Linked DNA regions of Homo sapiens: region 2 is linked to region 1. A link is a contact called in ENCODE Hi-C or POLR2A ChIA-PET data. All regions are on one chromosome and are shown on one strand. The core of a region is the stretch at or near the end of the contact, and the rest is flanking DNA. Distances in the headings are between cores, read along the strand shown. Region 1 overlaps DCAKD (dephospho-CoA kinase domain containing). Region 2 overlaps NMT1 (N-myristoyltransferase 1).

Evidence for each region. A loop is a pair of places that touch in the nucleus more often than their neighbours do. ChIA-PET counts read pairs that join two places held with the same protein, here RNA polymerase II (POLR2A). Pooled maps may share reads with other maps.
Region 2: a loop to region 1 is called in a pooled map, with 2.3 times the contacts of the local background. The contact joins two enhancer-like sites. A Hi-C loop is called at or near these places in 2 of 168 maps with a recorded cell type or tissue (CD4-positive, alpha-beta T cell and dorsolateral prefrontal cortex), 2 of 37 single-sample maps with no recorded cell type and 9 of 50 pooled maps. POLR2A ChIA-PET finds 5 or more read pairs at or near these places in 28 of 52 experiments (A549, AG04450, B cell and 23 more).

The regions. Positions count from the first base shown.
Region 1 is chr17:45,036,591-45,043,000 of GRCh38, reverse strand. All of the region lies in intron 1 of DCAKD (dephospho-CoA kinase domain containing), which reads left to right. Among named protein-coding and RNA genes, the nearest start is that of DCAKD, 12 kb to the left of the region's middle. RefSeq lists enhancers at 1,042-1,676, 1,677-2,311, 2,312-2,946. Within about 2 kb of position 3,965, at least 6 of the 41 ENCODE cell types and tissues checked have a DNase peak (open chromatin) inside an H3K27ac peak, as active enhancers do; they include GM12878, where a contact is called at or near this core.
Region 2 is chr17:45,074,266-45,080,675 of GRCh38, reverse strand. The region is part of intron 1 of NMT1 (N-myristoyltransferase 1); the gene reads right to left. Among named protein-coding and RNA genes, the nearest start is that of NMT1, 16 kb to the right of the region's middle. Within about 2 kb of position 2,840, at least 3 of the 41 ENCODE cell types and tissues checked have a DNase peak (open chromatin) inside an H3K27ac peak, as active enhancers do; they include GM12878, where a contact is called at or near this core.

The DNA of each region.
Region 1 (6,410 bases), core at 2,716-5,215:
AAAGTAGTCCAGTCCAAACAGCCTCCCTGCTCATTCATGAAAGCTGGAGTGATGGTTTGTGCTTGGAGAGTGCTCAAGTAGAGAAGAGAGACCTGTCCCCTCCCTGCCCTTGGTGTTGGCAAAGGGAGCAGGGAGGACACAGAGGGAGGCAGACGCCAGCTCCTTTCCTTGTGGCTCTCTCCAGGTAACTGGCAGCCTGGAGGAGGTGGCGGCTTAATGGGCCTAGCCCACGAAGAGAACTTGGACTTGAAGGTTTAAACAGCAACCTCTCACCAATAATGAAAGATTAGGAGTGGGGAAGCCGTATACAAAAATAGCACTTAATAGTTAACTGGAAAACAATATATTTTTGCAACCACTGGTTCCTCGAGAAATAATTGGGTCCCAAGGCAGGAAATGACTCGTTTTCATGAATGATTATATTGATCATTGGTGCAAAACAGATACACCCCCTTAGGAAAGCAGTTCTGTCTGGCTAGTCAGGCGGCCCCAGTGTGAAATCCTGAGAGGCGGCAAGGGGAGGAGGACAGGGGCTGCAAGCCGAGGGAGCCAGGTCCTGGCCTGGCACACGCAGGGGCGGGTCTGTTGAATGGGGGATGAGAAGGAACAGAATTTGCCTCCAACATAAGTCCTGAGCTGTCCCAAGGGAAGAAGGTGACAGAGTGAGACCCTGTCTCAAAGAAGAAAAAAAAAGTCACATGAACAGAAATGAAAGTCCAAAGCATGACGAGTCCAAAGGAGGGAAAGTAAAGGGAGTGGTGAGAGATGGCAGGGGCATCATTTGGGTTGGGGGATTGGATGAGGCTCCTCCAAGGGGATGTGACTTGCTCCCATGCTGCTTCAGGTCCTGGGTCAGACAATGATGTGCCTGTCACTCTTTTTTTTTTAAGTCAGGTCTTATTCTGCACCCAGGCTGGAGTGCAGTGGTACAGTCATGGCTCACTGCAGCCTCCAACTCCTGGGCTCAAGCAGTCCTCCCATCTCAGCCTCTCAAGTAGCTGAGACTACAGACATATGCCATCATGCCCAGCTATTTTTTTTTTTTTAAGAGACAGGATCTCGCTTTGTTGCCCAGGCTGGCCTCTAACTCCTGGGCTCAAGTGATCCTCCCACCTTGGCCTCCCAAAGTGCTGCGATTGCAGGCGTGAGCCACCATGCATGGCCCCCCATTGCTCTTGATACCCTTACCCACTTACCACCACCACACTTACTGGTACTGTGAGTTTATTGTTTTACCCCTCCCCTGCTCCCCCCACCACCCCTTCTCGTGCCTGGTGTCTGATTGGTTGACACAGTCAGTACAGGGTGACTGAAGAGTAGTTAGCCCTGAGGTGAGTCTGGCAGAGAGAACACCAGCACAGAGGCTTTGGGGTCGAAAAGAGCCCGCATGTGGCTGGGCACAGTGGCTCACGCCTGTAATCCCAGCACTTTGGGAGGCTGAGGCAGGCAGATCACGAGGTCAGGAGATTGAGACCATCCTGGCTAACATGGTGAAACCCCGTCTCTACTAAAAATACAAAAAATTAGCCGGGCATGATGGCAGGCGCCTGTAGCCTCAGCTGCTTGGGAGGCTGAGGCAGCAGAATGGCGTGAACCCGGGAGGCGGAGTTGCAGTGAGCCGAGATCGCACCACTGCACTCCAGCCTGGGCGACAGAGCCAGACTCCGTCTCAAAAAAAAAAAAAGAGCCCGCATGTTCAGGGACAGAAGGAAGATCAGTGTGACAGGCACCAGGCATCGTGGACAGGGAGTGACTGAGGGAGTCACACAGGGCCTGGAGACCTCTGTGAAGGGCCAGGAGGAGGCGGGAGAAGGCAGTGAAGGTTTTAGATGGGAGTGACATGATCAGATGACTCCTTTAAGCCATGACCCTGGCTACCTTGGGGAGAAGCCAGGCCGGGACGAGGGGGTCAGGTCATGAGGCTACTGGAGTGGTCAGGGCACAGGTGCTGGTGGCTTAGGCTAACAGAGTGGGCCTAGTGGGATTAGAACTTGGCCAGACCTCCCAGAGCAGTAGGGCTTTATTTAGCCCATTAATTTTTCCCTAAGAGAAACACTGCCAGAGGAGATTCTAAGACAGACCATTCTCTGAATGTATTTATTCTTCTTGGGGCTACTGGGCCCAAGAAGTAAAAACTGAGAGGCAATTTGGAGACACCCGATGCAAAAGAGCCCACCACTTGTGGAGCACAATAGAATCTGATCGTCATTTCACAGGCCTTAGAGCTTCACTGCAGAGTTGGAGCGCAGGCACCAGCTCTAACCCAAACTCCTTGCCCTTTTCTTTGCACCCTGCTGCCTTTCACTGACATGGAGAATGAGGGAAAGAAAGGATGGGGTGTGGCTTCCCTGGGATCAGAGGCTTGCTTTTCTTTCTGGCTCCTCCTTGGCTGATGAATCCCATACCTGGGATTGGTCCCAGAATCCAGCTTCCATTTCTCCTGCACAGTGCATTGGCTCCTTCTCTGTTACTGTGGACTTGGTGTTGTCCTTCCGCCTCCAGCCAAGCCAGTTCTGTGAACAGCTTTTGGTGTTGAGGAGGAAGATTCCCAGGCCACCAACAGTAATGTCATCCCTTGGTTTGCCAGGGGAGCTTTTTTTTTTTTTTTTTTTTGAGATGGAGTCTTGCTCTTGTTGCCCAGGCTGGAGTGCAATGGCACAATCTAGGCTCACCGCAACCTCCGCCTCCCGGGTTCAAGCAATTCTCCTGCCTCAGTCTCCCGAGTAGCTGGGATTACAGGCATGCGCCACCATGCCTGGCTAATTTTGTATTTTTAGTAGAAATGGCGTTTCTCCATGTTGGTCAGGCTGGTCTCGAACTCCTGACCTCAGGTGATCCTCCCGCCTTGGCCTCCCAAAGTGCTGGGATTACAGGCATGAGCCACCACACCCGGCCTTTTTTTTTTTGAGATGGAGTCTCACTTTGTTGCCCAAGCTGGAGTCCAGAGTGGCATGATCTCTGCTCACTGCAACCTCCGCTTCCCAGATTCAAGCAATTCTCCTGCCTCAGCCTTCCGAATAGGTGGGATTACAGGCATGCACCACCACGCCCAGCTAATTTTTGTATTTTTAGTAGAGATGGGGTTTCGCCATGTTGGCCAGGCTGGTCTCGAACTCCTGGCCTCAAGTGATCCGCCCACCTTGGCCTTACAGCCACTGCGCCTGGCCCCAGGGGAGCATTTATTCACCACTCCCAGGAGAGCTCTGAACCACTGAAGGGGAGGAAGAAATCACCAGTGTGACTCTCAGCCTCCCTGGGGAGCTGCACCGTTCTTGGCACTGAAACTCCAGCCCCTCTCACTCACAAGTGTGGGGACTGAGGCTCAGAGGAGGGAAGGCACCCGGGGCTCAGCTGTTTCTTGTATGGAGTCCTTACCACCCTGGGCCAGGCTGGAGAGAAGACTTCCTGCAGTCACATGGGTAGTTTTATCACAGAATTCAGAGACCAGGACCCAGGACTTTCCACTTCCAGTCCACAGCCTTTCATTTTAGCCATGGTTCTGGGCCTAGCTGATTCAGATTCAGTGGGCTGGGGTAGATGGAGCCTGGGTGTCTGTACCTTTTGTAAGTTTCGCAGTAAATTCAGATTATAGCCAGGTTTAGCACTTGCTGTGAGGAATGTACTGCCTCTGTGTAAGCGGCAGTGGAATGTGGGAAGCCAGATCGGATTCTGGAGAATGATGACTTGACCAGAGCAGAAAGAGGGTCATGAACACAGGTGATCAAAGGTGGTCGTTTGTTCATGTGGGCCTGACAGGGAGCTGCTGGCAGGTCTAGGTGTGACTTGGAGGCCGCTGGGTACCTAAGCCTCTATTTCCTCCTTGCTGAGCTTTGGGAGCACCGTGGGCTGCAACTTCCTCCCTGGCAGATCCCAGTAGATCTGTGCGCAGCCAAGTGAGTGGGAAGGCACTCATACAGCAGGCCCAGGGCCAGCACCACCTGACCATTCCTGCTTACCTGTCAGCGCTCTGTTCTCAGATGTTTTCATCTGGTACTATCTAGCTCTCCAGTTTTCCCAAGGGGCAAGACTTGTGTTTTCCTCTGGTTACCCAAGAGGTCCCTGGCACCGTTCCTGCAGAGCACAGAGATGCTCAGTGGATGGTCAGTGAAGGAATGAGCTACAGAGGGGCTTGTTGGACAGGAACAGCTGTTATTTGTCAAGGCCCTTTTAAGTTGGGGACCCGGAGCCTCCCTGGGCGTGTGCTCCTTTGTCCGCTTGGCCTTCCTGATGGAGGCCAAGCAGCTGTTGGTCTGTTTCCACAGACACTCGGTCAAGGCACTGAGAAGGGAGGATACTCATTAGGTAACCCGGGAGGCTGGAATTTCCATCTGTGCTCTGGCCATTGTCCACACACCCCCTCAGCCCCCATTCTGCAGGAAGAAAACAGTATGATAATCAAGAAATTATTTCTCTTTGGCTCTGAATCGATTTGCCTACAAACAGATTCATCTTCCTTACTTTGTCTCATTAGTCTAAAGGTAAATTAATTTTTCATTCCTTGAGTACATTAAAGGCAGGGGTCTAGACTAGGGGTTAGGAGCCCTGAACTGCATCCAGCCTTTGATAATAGCTGCTGGTGGGAAGTCCCCTCCCTTCTCTGGTCCTCAGTCTCCACTGCTGTAAAAGAAGAGTTAGAATTTATCCTGAGCGCTGTTACACATCAGAACTGCCTGGGTGGGCAGATCACCTGAGGTCAGGAGTTTGAGCCAGCCTGGCCAACATGGTGAAACCTCGTCTCTACTAAAAATACAAAAAAATCAGCCAGGCATGGTGGTGCATACCTGTAATCCTAGCTACTCGGGAGGCTGAGGCAGGACAATCTCTTGAACCCAGGAGGCAGAGATTGCAGTGGGCCCAGATTGCACCGCTGCACGCCACCCTGGGGGACAGAGAGAGACTCTTGTCTCAAGAAAAGAAAAGAAAAGAAAAAAAGGCCAGGCATGGTGGCTCACGCCTGTAATCCCAGCACTTTGGGAGGCCGAGGTGGGTGGATCACCTGAAGTCAGGAGTTTGAGACCAGCCTGACCAACATGGTGAAACCCCATCTCTACTAAAAATACAAAAAAATTAGCCAGGCATGGTGGTGGGCACCTGTAATCCCAGCTATTCGGGAGTTTGAGGCAGGAGAATGGCGTGAACCCGGGAGGCAGAGCTTGCAGTGAGCCGAGATCACACCACTGCACTCCAGCCTGGGCAACAGAGTGAGACTCTGTCTCAAAAAAAAAAAAAAAAAGCTCTTGAAGCTTGGCGTGGTGGTTTACGCCTGTAATCCCAGTACTTTGGGAGGCTGAGGTGGGTGGATCACCTGAGGTCAGGAGTTCGAGACCAGCCATGGCCAACCTGGCAAAACCCCATGTCTACTAAAAATACAAAAATTAGCTGGGCATGGTGACGGCTGCATGTAATCCCAACTACTTGGGAGTCTGAGGCAGGAGAATCGCTTGAACCTGAGAGGCGGAGGTTGCAGTGAGCTGAGATGCGCCATTGCACTCCAGCCTGGGCAACGACAAGAGTGAAATTCCATCTAAAAAAAAAAAAATTCTTTCTAGATTTTCTATTTCAAAGCTTCAGCTGAGTGGCTGACATTTTGTTTGTTTGTTTTGTTTGTTTGTTTTTACAACTGAACCCTGTCCTTTTTGTGACCTAGAGGGAGATCACCAGCCTCAGAGAGATGGAGGAGAAATTATTATTTTTTTTAATAGAGAGAGAGCCTTGCTGTATTGCCCAGGCTGGCCTCGAACTCCTGGTCTCAAGCAATCCTCCTGCCTCAACCTCCCAAAGCACTGGGATTACAGGCGTGAACACCGTGCGTGGCCTAGAAATGATTGTTAAATAGTTGATTAATGTAGCTAGGTCTCTCCATTTGGATGATGACTCCGTGGTGGATAGTTTCCTCTCTCCACCTCTGGCTTTCCGGGGTGAGAATGAGCAGTGGCAGATTTCAATTTCTAGGTTGGTCCCCTGCTGCCCCAAGCCAGGCACCAACTCAGCCACATCCAAGCAGCTGCCTCCCCTGTCATTTGGTGTGTCCTCACGGGAGGCAAACTCATTTCAGTGTAAGCTCAAGCAAAGTGTAATTAGGACAGTAAATCTGCTGCTTAACGGCAACAAAAAAAGTCCTATGGCAGATTTTACAGTCCTGGAGAAGTGATTTGAGGCTGAAGGAAGGGTGGGAGAGACCTGGCCTTTGATTTAATTGCTTCCAGCCTGGGAACAAAGTCCAAGACATGGTAACCTCATTTACTCCAGAAAATGCACCATGACTCCTTAAAAGTTTATGGTGTGATAGTCTGAGGTTGGAGGAATAGGGACATGATTTCATGAAAGTCTTTTTTTTTTTCCTTTCTATGCCTTGCAGTGGAACTGTAACTCCTACTTTTCACCCTGTATCACTATCCTCACTTCCATTT
Region 2 (6,410 bases), core at 1,591-4,090, 39 kb before region 1:
AACATGTTGAAACCCCATCTCTACTAAAAATACAAAAAAATTAGCCGGGCACGGTGGCGGGCGCCTGTAGTCCCAGCTACTCGGGAGGCTGAGGCAGGAGAATGGTGTGAACCTGGGAGGTAGAGCTTGCAGTGAGCCGAGATCATGCCACTGCATTTCAGCCTGGGTGACAAAGCGAGACTCTGTCTCAAAAAAAAAAAAAAAAAAAAAGGAAAAGGCTGGGTGTGGTGGCTCACACCTGTAATCTCAGCACTTTGGGAGGCCAAGGCAGGCGGATCACCTGAGGTGCAGAGTTCGAGACCAGCCTGACCAACATGGAGAAAGCCTGTCTCTACTAAAAATACAAAATAAGCCGGGCATGGTGGCGCATGCCTGTAATCCCAGCTACTCGGGAGGCTAAGGCAGGAGAATCGCTTGAACCCAGGAGGCAGAGGTTGTTGTGAGCCAAGATCGCGCCACGGCACTCCAGCCTGGGAAACAAGAGCGAAACTCCGTCTCAAAAAAAAAAGGGAAAAAAAAAAGAAATGCCTAAACCAGATCTGCAGGATTGAGGACAACTGTCGGCAAGCTCAGACTGAGGGATCACCACTGGCAAAACCCAGCATTAGGAATCTTGGGAAACTAAAACAACAATAGCACCCAGTTACTCCTGCCATGGAGAGATTACAAGAAACATGTGGCCGGGCGCAGTGGCTCACGCCTGTAATCCCAGTATTTTGGGAGGCCGAGGCGGGCGGATCACTAGGTCAGGAGATTGAGACCATTCTGGCTAAATGGTAAAACACCGTCTCTACTAAAAATACAAAAAATTAGCCAGGCGTGGTGGCAGGCGCCTATAGTCCCAGCTACTTGGGAGGCTGAGGTAGGAGAATGGCGTGAACCTGGGAGGCGGAGCTTGCAGTGAGCCGAGATTGCGCCACTGCACTCCAGCCTGGGCGACAGAGCGAGACTCCGTCTCAAAAAATAAAAATAAATAAATAAATAAAAGAAACATGTCTGTGTGTATGCACGTGTGCATGTGTGCACGTGATCAAGGGGACTTCCTTGTGCTGCTTTCCCCTACATGACACACCCCATGAATGAAGCAAAAAGTTTCTTAGCCTCATTAATGTTTTATTAAATTAAAAAATAGAGACAGGGGTCTCCCTATGTTACCCAGGCTGGTCTCAAATTCTAGGTTTGAGTGATCCTGCTGCCTTGAACTCCCAAAGTGCTGGGATTACAGGTGTGAGCCACCATGCTCAGCCTCTTAGCCACACTGAAAAGTCAAAATTGGCTGGGCGCGGTGGCTTATGCCTGTAATCCCAGCACTTTGGGAAGCCGCGGCAGACAGATCATGAGGTCAGGAGTTCGAGACCAGCCTGACCCACATGGTGAAACCCCGTCTCTACTAAAAATACAAAATTAGCCAGGCGTGGAGGCATGCGCCTGTAATCCCAGCTACTTGGGAGGCTGAGGCAGGAGAACTGCTTGAACCCGGGAGGCTGTGGTTGCAGTGAGCCAATATCATGCCATTGCACTCCAGCTCTGGGCGACAGAGCAAGACTCCATCTTGGGGAAAAAAAAAAAAAGAAAAAGAAAAGAAAAGAAAAAAAGAAAAGTCAAAATTAGGAGTCCAACCTGAGTACAGTGAATCCTAATCTGTAGAATCAGCTAAACACAGAGGTAATTTTAACTGTATATTTTAGACAATCAATTTTCAAATAATTGAAAGGTCCAGCATGGTGGGTCATGCCTGTAATCCCAACACTTTGGGAGGAAAAGGCAGGCGGATCACTTGAGCTCAGGAGTTTGAGACCAGCCTGGGCAACATGGCGAAACCCCGTCTCTAACACAAATCCAAAAATTAGCCAGGTGTGGTGGTGCACACTTGTAGTCCCAACTACTGGGGAGGCTGAGTTGAGAGGTTGGCTTGAAGCCTGGGAGGAGGAGCCTGCAGTGAGCTAAAATCGCACAACTATACTCCAGCCTGGGCAATACAGCCAGACACTGTCTCAAAACAAACAAACAAACAAACAAAAAAACACCAAAACCCCCAAGAATTAAAACAATATAAAATACAATTTTCCATTAACATTATGTTAAATACAATTTATAATTCAGAAAGACTTCAGGGTCTCAAAATGCCTCGGAGTTATTATGAATATTACTATCATCTCACAGACAGATACTGTGTATATATATATATACAGGGAGAAAGTGATCTGAAATCACATGCTGCCAATTCTCTTCACAGAATGTCTTCAGATTCTCCTATCTCTTCCTGTTCCTGGGAGGAATGCTCACATCCAGACTTCATGACCTTACCCTTGGACTTAAGTTACCTCCAGCCTTTTCTGGATCTCTTTGCCTTCACAATCTTTCTGCATCACCTGAACTCTATATAGCTGTGGGACTCACCTCTGTGAAAATGGCTTTCCATGTGTCCCCCCCATGCTTGAAATCCTAGAGTAACAGCGGCTTCTTAACTTGGAAGGTATCAAGCCCAATTTTTCCCTAGGCCTATCACCCTCATTTCCCACTTACGCTGTCCACTCTTGCCTCCCACAGCTTCCATCTGGCCGGGCCTCTCAGTGCCCCTGATGCAGAAAGACTGTGACAGGGAGAGATCCAGTTAAGTCTGAAGGTTCCTTTAGTCCAAGCATAAGGTCATGAAGTCTAGATGCAAGTACACCTACTTGGTATGATATTAATGAGACCCAGAAGGCATTAACATGGAAGGAAGACTGAGAACATTCAAAGGGGAAATAAGGTAACTTCCTTAAAACCAGATGCTCAGCAAAACCCCCAAGGCCATGGCAAACAACAGAAACCATAAAGTCATTTATGGCCTAAAGATAACTTCTTCTTCTTAGTAACTCAATTTTGTTATTGCACACAGGACCATCTGCAGCCTAGGACAACTCTGTGGTTTTCCTACTCCAGATATTTTCACTTCAGTCTCAGGATTACGTGAAGCATTATAAGATTTAAAAACTGGCTCATAGGCTGGGTGCGGTGGCTCACGCCTGTAATCTCAGCACTTTGGGAGGCCAAGGCAGGCGGATCACCTGAGGTCGGGAGTTCGAGACCAGCCTGACCAATAAGGAGAAACCCTGTCTCTACTAAAAATACAAAATTAGCCGGGCGTGGTGGCACATGCCTGTAATCCCAGCTACTCGGGAGGCTGAGGCAGGAGAATCACTTGAACCTGGGAGGTGAAGATTGTGGTAAGCCAAGATTGCACCACTATACTACAGCCTGGGTAAGAAGATCAAAACTCCATCTCAAAAAACAAACAAACAAGACCTGGCTGATATTAGGAGACAAAGCAGTGTCCCATTGTTGGATACAATTTATAATATAAATTCTTATTCATAACAGCTTATGGAACAAATTATCTGGTCCATAACCACAAATTAGCTGGTTCCATAACAGCTTATGGAACAAATTATGGTAATATGAATTACCATAAGAATAACTTTTTATAATTCTACAAAAGAAAGAATCAAAAAGGTAAGGTGAAGAACTGCTGTAGATTAACCAACTGGATACTTACTAAACATAATTTCACATGGGGAAAATAATTACTTCTTCCAACTTTAAAAGTCTTTACAAATATGCAAAATCACTGTAAAAACTACCTTCCTGCCTTTGTTCTTCCTATTTAGCGGAGATACTTCCATGTAGCTATCACCTCATGAACCCAATTTTTGTGGAAGGATCTTGGGCTGAACTCTTGTTCTGCTTTATGCATTGCCAATACAAGTATCTAGAAATCTCCAAGACCGAAACTAAAATCAGAGAGCAAATTTCATTTTCTTTATATTGGCTTGAATTTGTACAAGCAGCCAGTTACTGAGCAAAAATCCTGTTTCAACTTGTACATCAAGCACACGGCTGAAGAACACAGGGAAGTTGTTTTTTCTTTTCTTTTTTTTTTTTTGAGACAGAGTTTCACTCTTGTTGCCCAGGCTGGAGTGCAATGGCACGATCTCAGCTCACTGCAGCCTCCGCCTCCTAGGTTCAAGGGATTCTCCTGCCTCAGCTTCCCAAGTAGTTGGGATTATAAGCATGTGCCATCACACCCAGCTAATTTTTGTATTTTTAGTAGAGACAGGGTCTCACCAAGTTGGTCAGTCTGGTCTCAAACTCCTGACCTCAGGTGATTCACCTGCCTCAGCTTCCCAAAGTACTAGGATTACAGGCATGAGCCACCGTGCCTGGCCACTTTTTTTTTTTTTTCTTTAATGAGTCATTTTCACTGAGCTACCAAGTATTGAGCCCCATCCGTGAGGACACATTATGAGTACACATAGTCTTACAGTCAACACCCCCAAACAGAAGACAACCAATTCAGCAAAACCAGACTTCCAAGGAGCCCACTCCAGTTAGCTTTCATGGTAATTATAATAATTTTAATTATTCATAGGGAACCAAGCTCAGAGGCCTTGAGAGTAGAACTTCAAAAAGCATCCTAGCAAGCCAACGCCACTTCACAGAAGAATGGCCTCAATTTGGACTAAGGGAAAACAAAACTAGAGGACCCCACAGAAGCCAGGCTAATCCTTCTCCAGGAATCTGGCATCATTTTTTGTTTGTTTCTTGATTCATGTTTTTTGTTTTTGAGATGGAGTCTCGCTCTGTCACCCAGGCTGGAGTACAATGGCACAATCTTGGCTCACTGCAGCCTCCTCATCACAGGTTCCAGTGATTCTTCTGCCTCAGCCTCCTGGGTAGCTGGGAATACAGGCACATACCACCATACCCAGCTAATCTGTGTATTTTTAGTAGAGATGAGGTCTCGCCATGTTGGTCAGGCTGGTCTTGAACTCCTGACTTCAGGTGATCTGCCTGCCTCAGCCGCTCAAAGTGCTAGGATTACAGGCGTAAGCCACCGTGCCTGGCCTCTTTTTTTGTTTTGTTTTGAGACGGAGTCTTGCTCTGTTGCCAGCCTGGAGTGCAGTGCCGTGTTCTCAGCTCACTGCAACCTCCGCCTCCTGGGTTCAGCGATTCTCCTGCCTCAGCCTCCTGAGTAGCTGGGACTACCACCATGCCTGGCTAATTTTTCATACTTTTAGTAGAGACGGGGTTTCACCATGTTGGCCAGGCTGGTCTTGAACTCCTGACCTCATGATCTGCCAGCCTTGGCCTCCCAAAGTGCTGGGATTACAGGCGTGAGCCACCACGCCCAGCCATTTTTTTTTTTTTAAGACAAGAGTCTCGCTCTGTTGCCCAGCCTCTAGTGCAGTGGTGTGATCTCGGCTCACTGCAACCTCCACCTCCCAGGTTCAAGCAAATCCTCACACCTCGGCCTCCTGAGTAGCTGGGATTACAGGCGCCCAGCATCAGGCCCAGCTAATTTTTATATTTTTAGTAGAGACGGGGTTTCACCATGTTGGCCAGTCTGGTCTTGGACTCCTGACCTCAAGTGATCCACTCACCTCAGCCTCCCAACATGCTAGGATTACAGGCGTGAGCCACCGCACCTGGCTGTTTGTTCATTTTTGAGACAGGGTCTTGCTCTGTCACCCAGGCTGGAGTGCAGTGGCACGATCATGGCTCACTGCAGCCTCCAGCTCCTGCCTCCAACTCCTGGCTCAAACAATCCTCCTGCTTCAGCATCCTGAGTAATTGGGGCTACAGGTGTGCACCACCATGCCTGGCTAATTTTAGGCTGGGCTCAAACTCCTGGGCTCAAGCAATCCTCCTGCCTTGGCCTCCAAAAGTGCTGGGATTATGGGAATGAGCCACCGTGCCTGGCTGGCATCCTTTTTAAAGGGATTTGAAGTCCACACCCACTGGGTGGGAATCCTAGGGCATGCTGCGATTCGGCACACTGAAATAGAAATCTCTCACAGATCTAAGCTGCCAGTCACCTTATTTCAAACTGAGATTGGCCAGAACCAGAATCTTAGAATACAGCAAACCAAAGTCCAACTTGTTTCACTTGGTTCCAAAATAAAGAGTAGAGAATTCAGTAAAGTTTGCCTTGGTGCAGCAACAGAAGTGCCTCCTCCCCCAGAAGGCAGATGGCAGTTCATACAAAAATTGTGAGACTTATATTCTAAAGTTGATCAACTCAAGAAGTCATCAATGACCAACCTAGCAAATACAGGGTGAATTAGAATAAAAGATCCAGGAACAGAGCAGAAAAGCAATCAAGAAATGTCATCTCGGCCGGGCACGATGGCTCACGCCTGTAATACCAGCACTTTGGGAGGCCGAGGTGGGCAGATCACGAGGTCAGGAGATCGCGACCATCCTGGCTAACATGGTGAAACCCCGTCTCTACTAAAAAACAATACAAAAAAATTAGCTGGGCGTGGTGGTGGGCGCCTGTAGTCCCAGCTACTCGGGAGGCTGAGGCAGGAGAATGGCGTGAACCCAGGAGGCGGAGCTTGCAGTGAGCAGAGAACCAGCCACTGCAC